2 separate regions of the Homo sapiens genome follow, and region 2 is linked to region 1. A link is a contact called in ENCODE Hi-C data. All regions are on one chromosome and are shown on one strand. The core of a region is the stretch at or near the end of the contact, and the rest is flanking DNA. Distances in the headings are between cores, read along the strand shown.

Evidence for each region. Hi-C counts contacts between places; a loop is a spot of excess contacts on that map. Pooled maps may share reads with other maps.
Region 2: a loop to region 1 is called in a pooled map, with 14 times the contacts of the local background. The contact joins the enhancer-like site here to the promoter of ART5 in region 1. A Hi-C loop is called at or near these places in 6 of 50 pooled maps.

What each region holds. Positions count from the first base shown.
Region 1 is chr11:3,637,881-3,644,744 of GRCh38, reverse strand. ART5 (ADP-ribosyltransferase 5) reads left to right here and starts at 2,753. Exons shown (of 4, transcript NM_053017.5): 1 at 2,753-2,939; 2 at 4,374-5,103; 3 at 5,710-5,742; 4 at 5,952-6,233. The coding sequence starts at 2,883. The coding sequence ends at 6,007. RefSeq lists a silencer at 2,144-2,193 and an enhancer at 2,333-3,046.
Region 2 is chr11:3,418,612-3,425,475 of GRCh38, reverse strand. It overlaps the pseudogene FAM86GP. Among named protein-coding and RNA genes, the nearest start is that of ZNF195, 43 kb to the right of the region's middle. RefSeq lists silencers at 2,188-2,397, 2,898-3,037, 3,068-3,207. Within about 2 kb of position 2,480, at least 36 of the 41 ENCODE cell types and tissues checked have a DNase peak (open chromatin) inside an H3K27ac peak, as active enhancers do.

The DNA.
Region 1 (6,864 bases), core at 1,504-4,003:
TGTATGCATCCCCCAGTCACGTACCCGCTGCTTGCTCAATCGATCACGACGCTCTCACGCGGACCCCCTTAGAGTTGTGAGCCCTTAAAAGGGATAGGAATTGCTCACTCAGGGAGCTCAGCTCTTGAGACAGGAGTCTTGCCGATGCTCCCAGCTGAATAAACCCCTTCCTTCTTTAACTCAGCATCTGAGGGGTTTTGTCTGAGGCTCTTCCTGCTACATTTCCCACAAAAAAGGGAATCCCTGAAGCCAGAGAGGAGGTGGACTGAAGCACTGGGGATCCAGGCTGGGACAACTGCCTCCTCACTGGCTGTGGTCCTGTACTCTGGTCAGCCAAGGAGGAGGAAGAGAGGAGGAAGCTTCAGCACCCCGACCTCAGAGAGCGTCTCCTTAGATTTTGTACCTTTCACACAAACACTGAGACTTAGCTAAGGTGCCAGGAGAGATTCGAACTAAGGAGGCTGTATTCTGAGTCCCAGTTCCAGCTCTGACTTACCAGTGATCTTGCAGGACTTCTTAATGCTATACTTAGGATCCCTGCCCAATGACTAGTTTTTTTTTTTAGATGGAGTCTCGCTCTGTCACCAGGCTGGAGTGCAGTGGCGCAATCTTGGCTCACTGTAACCTCTGCCTCTCGGGTTCAAGCGATTCTCCTGCCTCAGCCTCCTGAATAGCTGGGACTACAGGCGCCTGCCACCACGCCCAGCTAATTTTTGTATTTTTAGTAGAGATGGGGTTTCACCATGTTGGCCAGGATGGTCTCGATCTCTTGACCTCGTGATCCGCCTGCCTCGGCCTCCCAAAGTGCTGGGATTACAGGTGTGAGCCACCGCACCCGGCCCCCAATGACTAGATTTGAATCCATCTCTTGGGGCCTTATTTTGGGTTCCAGGTCCTGGGATGGGAGAAGCAATCCCCCAAAGCCAGAGGGTGGAGAGGGACAAAGCAGTGATTCCAATACATCTGGTCTCGGGTCATCCCAGCAGGCCAAGCTGTCCTCAGGTGGTATCTTTTCAAGCAACTGCAAACACTCAACTTCCTCCAGAGAGTGGGCAGGCAGGATATATAGGCAAATGCTGTTTTTCACCATGATGGGAAACGGTAGGATGATTCCTTATTTTAGAATCTGGGAGGGCTTTGGGATGGCTAGACTCATAGAAGGGGGCAAAAGAACTTGTCCTGGAGCTGTTTTTCTTTCTTTCTTTCTTTTTTCTTTTTTTTTTTTTTTGAGATGGAGTTTCGCCCTTTTGCCCAGGCTGGAGTGCAGTGGCTCCATCTCAGCTCACTGCAATCTCCACCTTCCGGTTTCAGGCGATTCTCCTGCCTCAGCCACCCAAGTAGCTGGGATTACAGGCCCCTGCCACCACGCCCGGCTAATCTTTGTTGGCCAGGCTGGTCCCGAACTCCTGACCTCGTGATCCTCCCACTTCAGCCTCCCAAAGTGCTGGGATTACAGGCGGGAGCCACTGCGCCCTGCCCTGGAGCTGTTTTTCTAACAAGCACTCAGAAGCACCTCCCTCCCCACCCTCCTCCAAGCCTGGACCCACCGTATGTCTTCCCGTTTGGTCTACAGAAAGGATTCTGGGAGATAGCAGGATTCTAGGTGGAGGAAACTTTTTATTTGGCTGACACTCTGAGGGGATGGGGGGACAGGGATGGGGAAAATTAATGAGCCAGACCAGGATGGATTCCTTTGGGTAGCTCTAATCTTTCGTGCCCACCTCAGCCCCAGCAGGCAGCATTTCTCAAATCCTAGCTTTCGGCGACCCTCCGGCCGCTGGGGGAAGGAGGGGTGACAACCCCACCTCCTCCTGGCTCTGGCTGCTAGGAAGCTCTTCCCTGAGTTACCAATTCCTCCGCTGGCCCCTTCTCCCATGACCTCTGACGGGGCATCCAAAACTCAGAGCCAGGTTATTTATAGATAAGCCCAGAGGAGGTGGGGGAAAGGCCAGTGTTTACAAACATGGGTCACCTGAGTCTGAGCGGCCACGAGAGCGGTCTGGGGGAGGGGCGAGACCGGACCCTGTGGATCTGCGACCAAGGGCTCTGTCTCTGGCCCAACCCCACTGAAGGCGAATGGGGAGAGGGCCCAGAGCAGGCAGGGAGTGGGCGCTGCTCAGATGCTGGAGCACGTGGCCCAGGGTGTGGGCCAAATGCAAACTGTATGCAAATCGCAGTGCTCCGGGGGCGACCTCTCGGCCGGCGGGACCCCCGCGGGGCCCCTGGCCTGGTGGGCCGGGGACCAGGGGCCGACCGGGTCAGGGCCCGCCTGAGGGAGAGGCCGAGTCTCACAAGTTTCCTCCCCATCACTCACAGCCAAAGAGGGTCCCGCAGAAAGACCCCGCAGGCCTTGAGAAAGGGAATTGCTCCTCAGTCCCTGCCCTGGCGCGCCCGCTCCCGGCCCCGCGTGCGGCGCTGGGAAAGGGGTGTCGGGTTACCAGCGCGGGGGCTACAGTTAGCCTCGAGAACCTTTGCTTTCAGCCGGACTCCGGACTCCTCCGGGGACAGCGCAGCGCCCGCCAGAGCCCTCGGCGCTCCCTCCCGCTGGCGGCTTCCGCAGCCTTCAAGTGGGTCCTCCGCCCCCGGCCCTCCCCTCTCAGGCGGAGCCAAACTGCGGCCCCGCCTTTACAGTCTCGGAAAGGTCCCCAGACTGGAGGCTCTGAGGAAGGGGTGTGGGGAGTCGGGGGCGGAGACTTGGGGCGGGGGGCGGGCAATAAACTCCCAGGCCCCGCCCACGCCCCGCCGGGGCCCTAATCCTGGACCCGGGATCCCGTGCGCCTGGAGACAGGGTCCAGATCTGCCTCCAGCCCCTCGAAACCAGGACTCCAGCACCTCTGGTCCCGCCCTCACCCGGACCCCTGGCCCTCACGTCTCCTCCAGGGATGGCGCTGGCGGCTTTGATGATCGCCCTCGGCAGCCTCGGCCTCCACACCTGGCAGGTAACTCCAGGAACCATCTCCTAGCCCCAAGGGGGACATTAAGGGACAGACCCTGAGGAAGTGGACCCGGGGCTGACTCCTCACATCCCTCTCCCAGGGACTCTTCCCTAGGATTCCACTCTTAACTCTCTTCCTCTCAGGAACCTCCATCTCTGCAGGGAGCCCCAAGTTCCCATTCTGTCTCCTAGAACCCCCATCTCCATCCCTCTCTGGATGCCTCCAACGTTCTCCTCCCCACCTCTCATCTCCCAGCGCAGGCACAGCCCGGCAAAGCCTCCTTGGGTTACCTGTGTGCTGCAGTCCTGGCAGCCCGTCCCAACCAAGGCTTGGCCTCCCCACCACCCCTACCCCAAATGTGGGTACAGAGCAGGGGAGGACTCAGGCGTCTCAGAGCTCACAGTGATTTGGTGTGGTGGCTGAGCACCTACCTGCAAGGGCTTCCTGCTGGATGAGAGGGAAAGAGAGCCCGAGGAGAATGGGGCTGGGGGTTAGGCAGCTGGACACTGGCTGTGTGTAATATTTGCACATCACCTGCCTGCCAGATCTTACAGCCGGAAAAGTGCTTGATAGTCATCTAGTCCCACCTCCCACCGACTGCAAGAACCTTTCTAATGACAGGATGACCCCTTTTAGGTTGTACAGAAGTAATGCTCTTTATGCTGTCTTCATAATAACTGTGAGGTTGGAAGTATCCTCAAGTCCAGAAAAGTTATGACACTTGCCCAAGGCCTCACAGCTAATAGGTGGTAAAGTCAAGATTTCAGCCTGCGCGCGGTGGCTCACTCCTGTAATCCCAGCACTTTGGGAGGCTGAGGCTGGTGGATCACTTGAGGTCAGGAGTTCGAGACCAGCCTGACCAACATGGTGAAACCCTGTCTCTACTAAAAATACAAAAAATTAGCTGGGCGTGGTATTGCGCACCTGTAATCCTAGCTACTTGGGAGGCTGAGAGAGGAGAATTGCTTGAACCCGGGAGGCAGAGGTTGCAGTGAGCCAAGATCGTGCCATTGTACTCCGGCCTGGGCAACAGAGCGAGACTTCGTCTCAAAGAAACAAACACAAAAACAAATTAGCCAGGCATGGTGGCATGCACAGGTAATCCCAGTTAGTTGGGAGGCTGAGGTGGGAGAATCACTCCAACCTGGGAGGTGGCGCTTGCAGTGAGCCGAGATCTCACCACTGCACTCCAGCCTGGGCAACAGAGCAAGACTCCATCAAAAAAAAAAAAAAAAAAAAAAGATTTCAGTCCATGTCTGACTGACTCCAGTGCCTGTGTTATTTAAGCCTCTTATTGGGCCCTTGCCAAATTGCATATACCTGATATTTAGGGATAGAAATGAGATTCTGTGTTTCTGGATGGGTTTGCCCCCAGGACCCATGTCCAGTGCTCTGAACTTATGCTCTTTTCGGTGTGGCACCTCTTTTGCTCCACAGGCCCAGGCTGTTCCCATCCTGCCCCTGGGCCTGGCTCCAGACACCTTTGACGATACCTATGTGGGTTGTGCAGAGGAGATGGAGGAGAAGGCAGCCCCCCTGCTAAAGGAGGAAATGGCCCACCATGCCCTGCTGCGGGAATCCTGGGAGGCAGCCCAGGAGACCTGGGAGGACAAGCGTCGAGGGCTTACCTTGCCCCCTGGCTTCAAAGCCCAGAATGGAATAGCCATTATGGTCTACACCAACTCATCGAACACCTTGTACTGGGAGTTGAATCAGGCCGTGCGGACGGGCGGAGGCTCCCGGGAGCTCTACATGAGGCACTTTCCCTTCAAGGCCCTGCATTTCTACCTGATCCGGGCCCTGCAGCTGCTGCGAGGCAGTGGGGGCTGCAGCAGGGGACCTGGGGAGGTGGTGTTCCGAGGTGTGGGCAGCCTTCGCTTTGAACCCAAGAGGCTGGGAGACTCTGTCCGCTTGGGCCAGTTTGCCTCCAGCTCCCTGGATAAGGCAGTGGCCCACAGATTTGGTAATGCCACCCTCTTCTCTCTAACAACTTGCTTTGGGGCCCCTATACAGGCCTTCTCTGTCTTTCCCAAGGAGCGCGAGGTGCTGATTCCCCCCCATGAAGTCTTTTTGGTTACCAGATTCTCTCAGGATGGAGCCCAGAGCTTGGTGACTCTCTGGAGCTATAATCAGACCTGTAGCCATTTTAACTGCGCCTATCTGGGTGGTAAGCTGTGCATGGGGGAAGCAGGACTGGCAGTGTGGGTGAAATAAGCCAGGATGTCCTTACACAATAATCCCCGGGGCCTTCGGGAGACCCACTTGGTTAAAGGGGAAATGAGGGCTGGAAGTCAGCTGGAGTTGCTGTCCTCTGTGACTCAGGTTTTTTGGGGTCCTATAAGTGTTTTCTAGATTCGTGAACATTCTTAGATGATTCTATATGTCCTCAAAAGGGTCCATCTGCTACATGGTCTAATAGACCAAAAGAACCTGGTTAAGGAGATTAGCAAGCAGCAGAAAGAGCCAAGGGGACTGCTTCAGGTCTCAGGGGGGCCCTGGGCTCGATGGGGCTGACAGGGCACGTATGTGCCATTCCCAAGTGCTAAGGCAGGGAGAGATGGAAGAGTGACTGGGTCTTGGGTGGGAAGAGGGATGGAAAGGCAATCTGGAAAGAGTTCCTGGAGGACGGAGGAGGAAGGGAAATCAGAAGTTTCCCTTTAGGTGAAGGGAAAGATAGATTGAGAAGGGAAATGGCCCTGCCAGGGCCTGGTGGGCCAGGCAGTTTGGGTGCGAGTCTGTCCACGCGGAGGCCTCACCCTGCTGTCTGTTGCAGGGGAGAAGAGGCGGGGCTGTGTGTCTGCGCCAGGTGAGTTGCCCTTCCATCCTCCTTCAGCTGCTTTGACTCCCCCTCACCCTGCTGACCCCTTCCTCCTCTTTTCCCTTCAGCAGGGGTGCAGCTAGGGTCACAATCTGAGGGGGCCTCCTCTCTGCCCCCCTGGAAGACTCTGCTCTTGGCCCCTGGAGAGTTCCAGCTCTCAGGGGTTGGGCCCTGAAAGTCCAACATCTGCCACTTAGGAGCCCTGGGAACGGGTGACCTTCATATGACGAAGAGGCACCTCCAGCAGCCTTGAGAAGCAAGAACATGGTTCCGGACCCAGCCCTAGCAGCCTTCTCCCCAACCAGGATGTTGGCCTGGGGAGGCCACAGCAGGGCTGAGGGAACTCTGCTATGTGATGGGGACTTCCTGGGACAAGCAAGGAAAGTACTGAGGCAGCCACTTGATTGAACGGTGTTGCAATGTGGAGACATGGAGTTTTATTGAGGTAGCTACGTGATTAAATGGTATTGCAGTGTGGAGACATGGAATTTTATGATTGGTTTATTCCATGAGACTAGACCTTCTGCCCCGCTGTGGCCTTGCTGGGCTGAGGGACTGACTGAGGGACTAAAAAAAAAAACTTCTTGGGGCCAGGAGCAGGTGGCTCACGCCTGTAATCCCAGCACTTTGGGAGGCTGAGGTGGGTGGATCACGAGGTCAGGAGATCGAGACCAGTCTGGCTAACACGGTGAAACCCCGTCTTTACTAAAAATACAAAAAAATTAGCCGAGCGTGGTGGCGGGCACCTGTAGTCCCAGCTACTTGGGAGGCTGAGGCAGGAGAATGATGTGAACCCGGGAGGCGGAGCTTGCAATGAGCCGAGATCGCGCCACTGCACTCCAGCCTGGGCGACAGAGCAAGACTCCGTCTCAAAAATAACAATAATAATAACTTCTTGTTATTATTAACACGGTCTCCTGTGCAGACCTGTGTAACACTCTAACTTGCAAATCCAGAAGCTAGAACAGCTAGAGGGTCCTCACGACAACCATGAAGGCAGGAAAGCAGGCAGGTGATTCCTCAGCCCCACTTGTCAGGTGAGGAATGCAAAGCCAAGGAAGGAAGCAACTGGTCAGAGGGTTCCCATTGAACCCCGGCCTCCCGCCTCCC
Region 2 (6,864 bases), core at 1,231-3,730, 220 kb after region 1:
CAGCTACTCGGGAGGTTGAGGCAGGAGAATCGCTTGAGCCTGGGAGGCAGAAGTTGCAGGAGACGAGATCATGCCACTGCACTCCAGCCTGGCAACAGAGGGAGACTCTCTGAAACAAAAAAATCCCTTCAGTGCCTTGATCCTTCCAGATTCAGATCCAAGATAGATGACATTTGTCCCTCATCGGAGCCCGCACACCAAGATAAAGATTTCTTCTGGCCGGGCGCGGTGGTTCATGCCTGTAATCCCAGCACTTTGGGAGGCAGAGGAGGGCAGATCACCTGAGGTCAGGAATTTGAGACCAGCCTGGCCAACGTGTTCAAACCCTGTCTCCACTAAAAATACAAAAATGGCCCGGCATGGTGGCTCACGCCTGTAATCCCAGCTACTCGGGAGACTGAGGCAGGAGAATCGCTTGAACCCGGGAGGTGGAGGTTGCAGTGAGCAGAGATCGCGCTATTGCACTCCAGCCTGGGCAACAAGAGAGCGAAACTCCGTCTCAAAAAAAAAAACAAAAGAAGAAAAGATTTCTTCTGTGTGCATGGCTCAGCTCTGTGGTCCGCTAGGGTCTTTCCTCAATCCGCTTCCAATCTATGGAATCAGGAAAGACTGAACCAACCTCGATTTATTAATATTTTAGTATAACATAATACAGTGGTACTTATTATAGTATTGACCGTATATGCCCTTTTGCTCCTTGGAGGAAAGGCAATTAATAGCTATTATGTGAGTTAATAAAATAAGCCCAGGATTTATGAGTGTAACTAACCTGTTCCCATTGGTTTTCCTTCTCTCCTGCAGGCAGAGAGCTGATCAAAACAGCAAAAGCAAAGCAGTGCCCCGGCCCAGTTCTAAAGCCAACCTTCCTTAATCACCCAGACCCATCCCAGGTTAGGACATGCTGTGGATTCTCAGGTGACTCCATCTCAGGATACAGGGACTGAGAGGGTGTATGCAATATCTCAGACCCAGAAACTGTTGATTCTGTCTAAAAACACAGCAATAACCACATCCCACCCTCTTGATTTAAATGAAAGTGTTTGGGGGAATAAAAGATGAACCTTTTTTTTTTTTCTTTGTCAGATCTTGCGCTCATTTGGTTCTGGTGGGGAACAACAGCTGTGAGAGAACACGTGTATTCAAATAGAATTAATTCCCCTCTCTTATTCTCGCAGCTGAGCAGGGCTCAAGTGCCTCTCATCTGAAAGAGGTAATAAGATTTTGTCTGTCTCCTCATCTACCTTTTGCAAGTACACTGAACAAATTAGCTCTCGGGACTCTTCCAAATGGAGTTTTATGAGGGATTTGCTAAGGTAAACGTTTTAGACTTTGAACACAGTTCAGATTTCAGGGGCAGTACTGAAATCTGAACTGTGTTGCTAACTGCCCAGCCTTTCAACTCAAGACACAATAACTTTGAACTAAAATAATTATATTTTTGTTGTTTTCCACTCTGTCCCCCACGTCTATATCACCACCACCCCCAATCCCGCCCCCCAGGAGCTAACTCCTCCTTCCTGTCCCTGCAAGATCAAAACTCCTCCTGGAAGCCCCGCTAGCTCTGTCTGCTCGCCTTCGTGGCAGATATCGCTATTGTACTTTTATACTTATTTGTGTGATAAGTACCTCAATGTCCACTTCTTCCACGAGCCCCTGAGCCCCTGGAGGGCCTGGACCACACCTAGTTTTTCTCACTGTTACATCTCCCTTGCCAGACACATGGTAGGCGCTTAATAAGTATTTGGTGAACGAATGGCTTGTTTGGTGACAGTCCAAAGGGTGGGGGACAGAGGGAAAACTCCCTCCTATCGGGCCCCGGACGGGTGGCGCTGATGGAGAGGAGGCTAGGATAACGCCTCCAGGACCGAAGCGCGCACCCATAAGGCCCCTGCCAAAAAGACCTTCCTGAAGGCGGAGGAACTGCGAGAGTGCCTACGTTGGCCCAAGGCCTGACCGGACGATCCCGGGGACCCTCGCCCTAACCGGCCCCGACTCCCGGGCCCCAAACCCGGACTCGGCCCCGCCTGAAGCTCCGGATCCTGGGGCCCGTCCCTGGCTCCGCGTCGGCAGACCGTGGGCTCGCTCCTGGGCCTGCCTCAAACTCTCCGCAGGTAACGCCTCCCGAACTTGAGCCACGCTCCAATCCCCTCCTCAAACCCCTCCCCGTTTCTCACACCCTGGACCCCTCGCTCCGTCTCGGCCCCGCCCCAAGCCCAGCTCCCTCTCGGCCCCTGAGCCCAGCCCCGACCCGCCTCCCAGTCCCTGGGTCCCTCCCGACACCGGCCCCTCCCTAAGCTCCGCCTCCCAGGGCCCGCCTCCTGAGCGCAGCCAGCAGCCCGGACTCGGCCCCGCCTCCCGGACCCTGGGCCCCTCCCCACGTAGGCCCGTCCTAAGCTCCGCCTCCCAGAGTCCGAGCAGCGCCTGGCCACGTGCTACGACATAGTCAACGCCCCGCCCTGGCCCCGCCTCCTGAGCCGTTCTCCGGGTCTGGCCTTAGCCCCGCCCTAGGACCTGTCTCCTGGGCTCTGCTCCGAGTCTCGCCTCCTGAACCCAATCGTCCTTTACCCCCACCCTAACGCCCGCCTCCAGGACTCTTATCCTGCCCCCACGCAAGGCCCCGCCTCCAGGACGTCTCCAACCTGGATGTTTCCGAAGCCCCGCTTCCAGGATCGCCCTGTCCTGGCCCCGCCCCAGGACACGCCAACCTGAACTCTCCCCAGGACCTGCCCCAACGACGCTTCTCCTGGCCCTACCCCAGGCCTCGCCCTCAAGACGCTCATTCTGGCCCCACCCCAGGCCCCCGCCTCATAACGCTCATCCTGGCCCCGCCCTAGAGCCGCTCCCACGACTCTCATCCTAAGCCTACCCCCAGGCCCCGCCCCCTCTCTGCCCCCGCGCACTGCCCTGGGCCCGCCCCCTTTTCAGTCCAGGCTCGGCTTCCGCCCGGTCTCCCGGCAACGCTGCGGCCCCGCCCCCGTCATGGTGCCCGAGGAGAACGCGGGGACCGAACTCTTGCTGCAGAGTTTCGAGCGCCGCTTCCTGGCGGCGCGCGCACTGCGTTCCTTCCCCTGGCAGGTGGGCGGCGGGGCGAGCGGAGAGGCCCGCGGGGCTCGCGGGAGTCCAGGGGCAGACGGGATGGGTCTCCGTGCTGAAGCCTCCAGCGCTCCCGCCACGTGAATGCCTGGGCTCCCGCCGGTCAGGTCCGCGCGACCCGGTCCCCGTCCCTGGGGCCTGGCCAGAGTTGCTCGCACCCCTCCTGCCCCGCGAGCTGGCGGGAGAAGCTGGGGGCCTCTCCACCGTCTTGGGGGGCAGACGCGCACTCGTTGTGGGGTACAGTTCACGATCATTTTCACGACTTTTTAAAGACAGTAACCGTTCTGGTCACTGGGACAGAGCTGCCCTCGCCCATTCTAAAAAGTCAGCGCCCTCAGGACCACGGGTAACCACGTCCTCCTGAGCGCAGTGACCAGGTCACAGGCTGTCTCTCCTGCCTCAGTGTTCTCGTCTGTATGTCGAGCACTGCACAGAATCGGCTCATGCTCTGAGGTTCTCACGCCTGTGATGGAAGAGACAGAGAAGGGGGTGGCCTCTCGTCTCCCTGGGGACCTGCCATTCTCAGCACAGGCGCATGGCAGGCAGCAGCCTCCCTTCTGCCAGTAGAGGGGCTTAATGCACCCGGCCCCATTTGTAATTCATGTGCGGTGAGCTCACTGGGATGAGTGAGTTTGGATATATATTCCTCCCTGGGTCTGCCCCATTTTATGGGGTGTTGCTTAATCATTTGCGTTATTCCATTGATATGAAATATTTGCACTCAGAGATCATTTCCGGTCAGGAGAAATTTGTGCACTTTTAACCCAAAATAGAAACCTTCATAAAAGCATCATAGGTCTCCATTCAATATTGACTATAATTGTTCACATGCCCACGCTGAATGCTAACTTGGGCTCACCCTCAACACCCACGAGGTGGGTACTATTATTACCACTCACATTTGACCAGAGGGATTGTTTGATTAGGGTGCAGTAGTTGAGAGTTCAGACCCAGGAGACAGCCTGCCTGCTTCGAAACCTGGCCCAACCCCTGGCCCTGTGTGACCTTGGGCAAGTGACTGCATCTCTCTGTGCTGTTGTTTTCTTATTAATAAAATGGGGGATAGAATGATACCTACCTCTTAGGGTTGTTGTCAGGGTTGAGTACAAAAGCCTGTGGATCAGTGCCTGGCTCATGGTAAATGCATGTCAGTGTTAGATAGTGTTTTTATTCAGTCTCAAAATGTTTAATAAATGCCTTCTATGAGCCAGACACCATGGATCAGCAGTACCCGTGACAGATGAGGGTCTGCTTGCATGGGAGAGCCAGAGAATAAACAAAGAAATGAAGAAACAAGAAAAGACCAGATGAGAGTGGCTTTAAAGCCAATAAAACAGGGAAATGGTGAATGGAGCAACTGGGGAGAAGAGTCACCAAAGTCGGGGAATCAGGGAAGCCTTCCCCAAAGAGGTGGCATTTGAACTGGGGCCTGAGTGGTGAAGCAGCCAGCCATGGGAAGGGCTTGGGGGAACAGGATATGCACAGGTCCTGTGGTGGAAACAAGCCAGCTGTGGTTGAGGAACAACAGCAAGGCAGCCAGTGTGGCTGGAGTGGAGTGAGCAGGGTTGGCCAGGGGTGAGGGAGAACAGGCCAGAGAGAGGGATTAGGACCAGGTCTTGTAGGGCCTTTTACGGCAATGGAAGGAGCTCTGAAGCAATGAAGTGCCTTGCCCTGTGTCACATACCAGCCGAGACAGTCTACCTAATTCGGGAGCCAAAGTTCGCTGCTGGGCTTGAGGCCCCTGTAAAAGGACAATGTAACCCAGGCTGGTATGGGCACATTCTGCATTTCCACTTAGATGGCAAGCCCATCAAACCTTGGTGCCATGGCTGCCCTGGTAACCAGTGCAATCCTGGCTGACCAGTGCAACCAGGGAGCTGGCCCATGACCCAGGTGGCCTCTAAGTAGCCAGGACTAATGCGGCCAAGAGTCAGTCTTCTAGCCTTCTTCCTGTGACTCATCCAGGTGCACCCTGCGACATCTGAAGGTCAGGCTTTCAGCTGCTGTGGCTTCCACTTCCAACTGGCTCCACGTCCCCAGGGAGAGATCACACAGCGCTTTGCCAACACATTCTATTGCGTGTTTAATGTTCCTGTGAAAGCGCCCTTGAGATTTCTCTCTCTCCCCTCCACACAGAGCTTAGAAGCAAAGTTAAGAGACTCATCAGATTCTGAGCTTCTGCGGGATATTTTGCAGAATCCCAGATATTTGTAAGAATCCCAGAGTCCCTGGGACTCATGACCCTGCCTCCTGAATCTCTCCGGAAGACCTGAGAGAAGAACCACAGGTGTGCTTGTACCCTTTAAAAACACACCTGTTCAAAGAACATTGAACATTGAGTCAGCACTGCAGGTGGGTGTCGGCACCTCCGACAGCTCCAGCTCTTTCATTTTCTATCTAAGACTTAGACAAAGACATCAGAATATACAAAAATCTGCATGAGAGGGGGGAATCTAGGGAAAGTTTTTTAAACCATCTACAGCAAAAACAGAGATGACAGGTGCAAAACAGCTTCTAGCATTTGGTAGATGCTCAGAGACTTTCTTTTTTGCATTCATGAGACCTGTCCTGCCCACTCCTGTCTCTTCTAGACCTAAATGGGCCCTTACTTTGCCCAGGGTGGGGTTTGGACTCAAGAGCATCTGCATGCAGGTGAGAGGCAGGATCACCACCCCGCCCAGCCACAGCCTGACTTTGGCCTTGAGGGCCAAGTGCAGATCACCCTGCATCCTGGGTCTTCACCTTTGAAGGGCCATGAGCCCTTCTGAAAAGACAAAGCAATAGACTCCCTCCCAGAGAGAAGTGCACCAGAAGAATACATTTTCCATACAAACTCTGGAGGCAGACATCCTCCACCTCCACCCAGCCAGCCCATCCTAGGGGCCCCGGTGAAGAATTCTTGTGCTAGAGGTGAACCAAGATTATCCATGTGGAAAAGATGCAGCCACAGGAGGGAAGACTTTCGGGGCAATGCAGTAGGTCAGGGCTTCGAGCATGGAGATACCTGAAGTTATCTCGCACCCTGCTCTGAGTTTCACCCTGAGCCTCACTCTCGTAGGTGGTGAAGCATGAAATGTAGGGATAGCTGCTTTAAAACCCAGCACAAGGCTGGGTGCACTGGCTCACACCTGTAATCCCAGGACTTTGGGAAGCTGAAGTGGACGTATCCCCTAAGGTCAGGAGTTCAAGACCGGCCTGGCCAACATGGCAAAAACCCACCTCTACTAAAAATACAAAAATTAGCTGGGCATGGTGGTGCACGCCTATAGTCCCAGCTACTTGGGAGGCTGAGGCAGGAGAATCGCTTGAACCCAGGAGGCAGAGGCTGCGGTGAGCCAAGATTGGGCCACTGCACTCCAGCCTGGGCAACAGAGCGAGACTGTGTGTCAGAAAAAATGAAAAACCAGCACCAGCCTGAAGAGCCTGTGTATTGCGTGGGGTACTTTGCTGCCCTTGGGCAGAATCTGCATCCCTCCCAGCCAGCAGGCACTGCGGACCGTCTCCTCCCTCTCCCTCCAGGCTCCTGTTTTCCCACCGCCCCCCTCCTGCTGCAGCAGTCCCTCTGCCCTCCGTTCCAAGTGCCAGGCCGCGGCCACCTCAGAGCTTGCACCAGCTGTTGCCACTGCCTGGAACTTGCTCGTCCTGCACTCGGCTTCTCTCGACTTTAGCTGGAGTGTCACCCTGAGCGTCCCCTCCCCTCCATCCTGTCCCCAGGGACACACACTCCAAGAGAGCAGTTGCCAAGTGGGCCTTCCCGCCTCTTCCATAGAG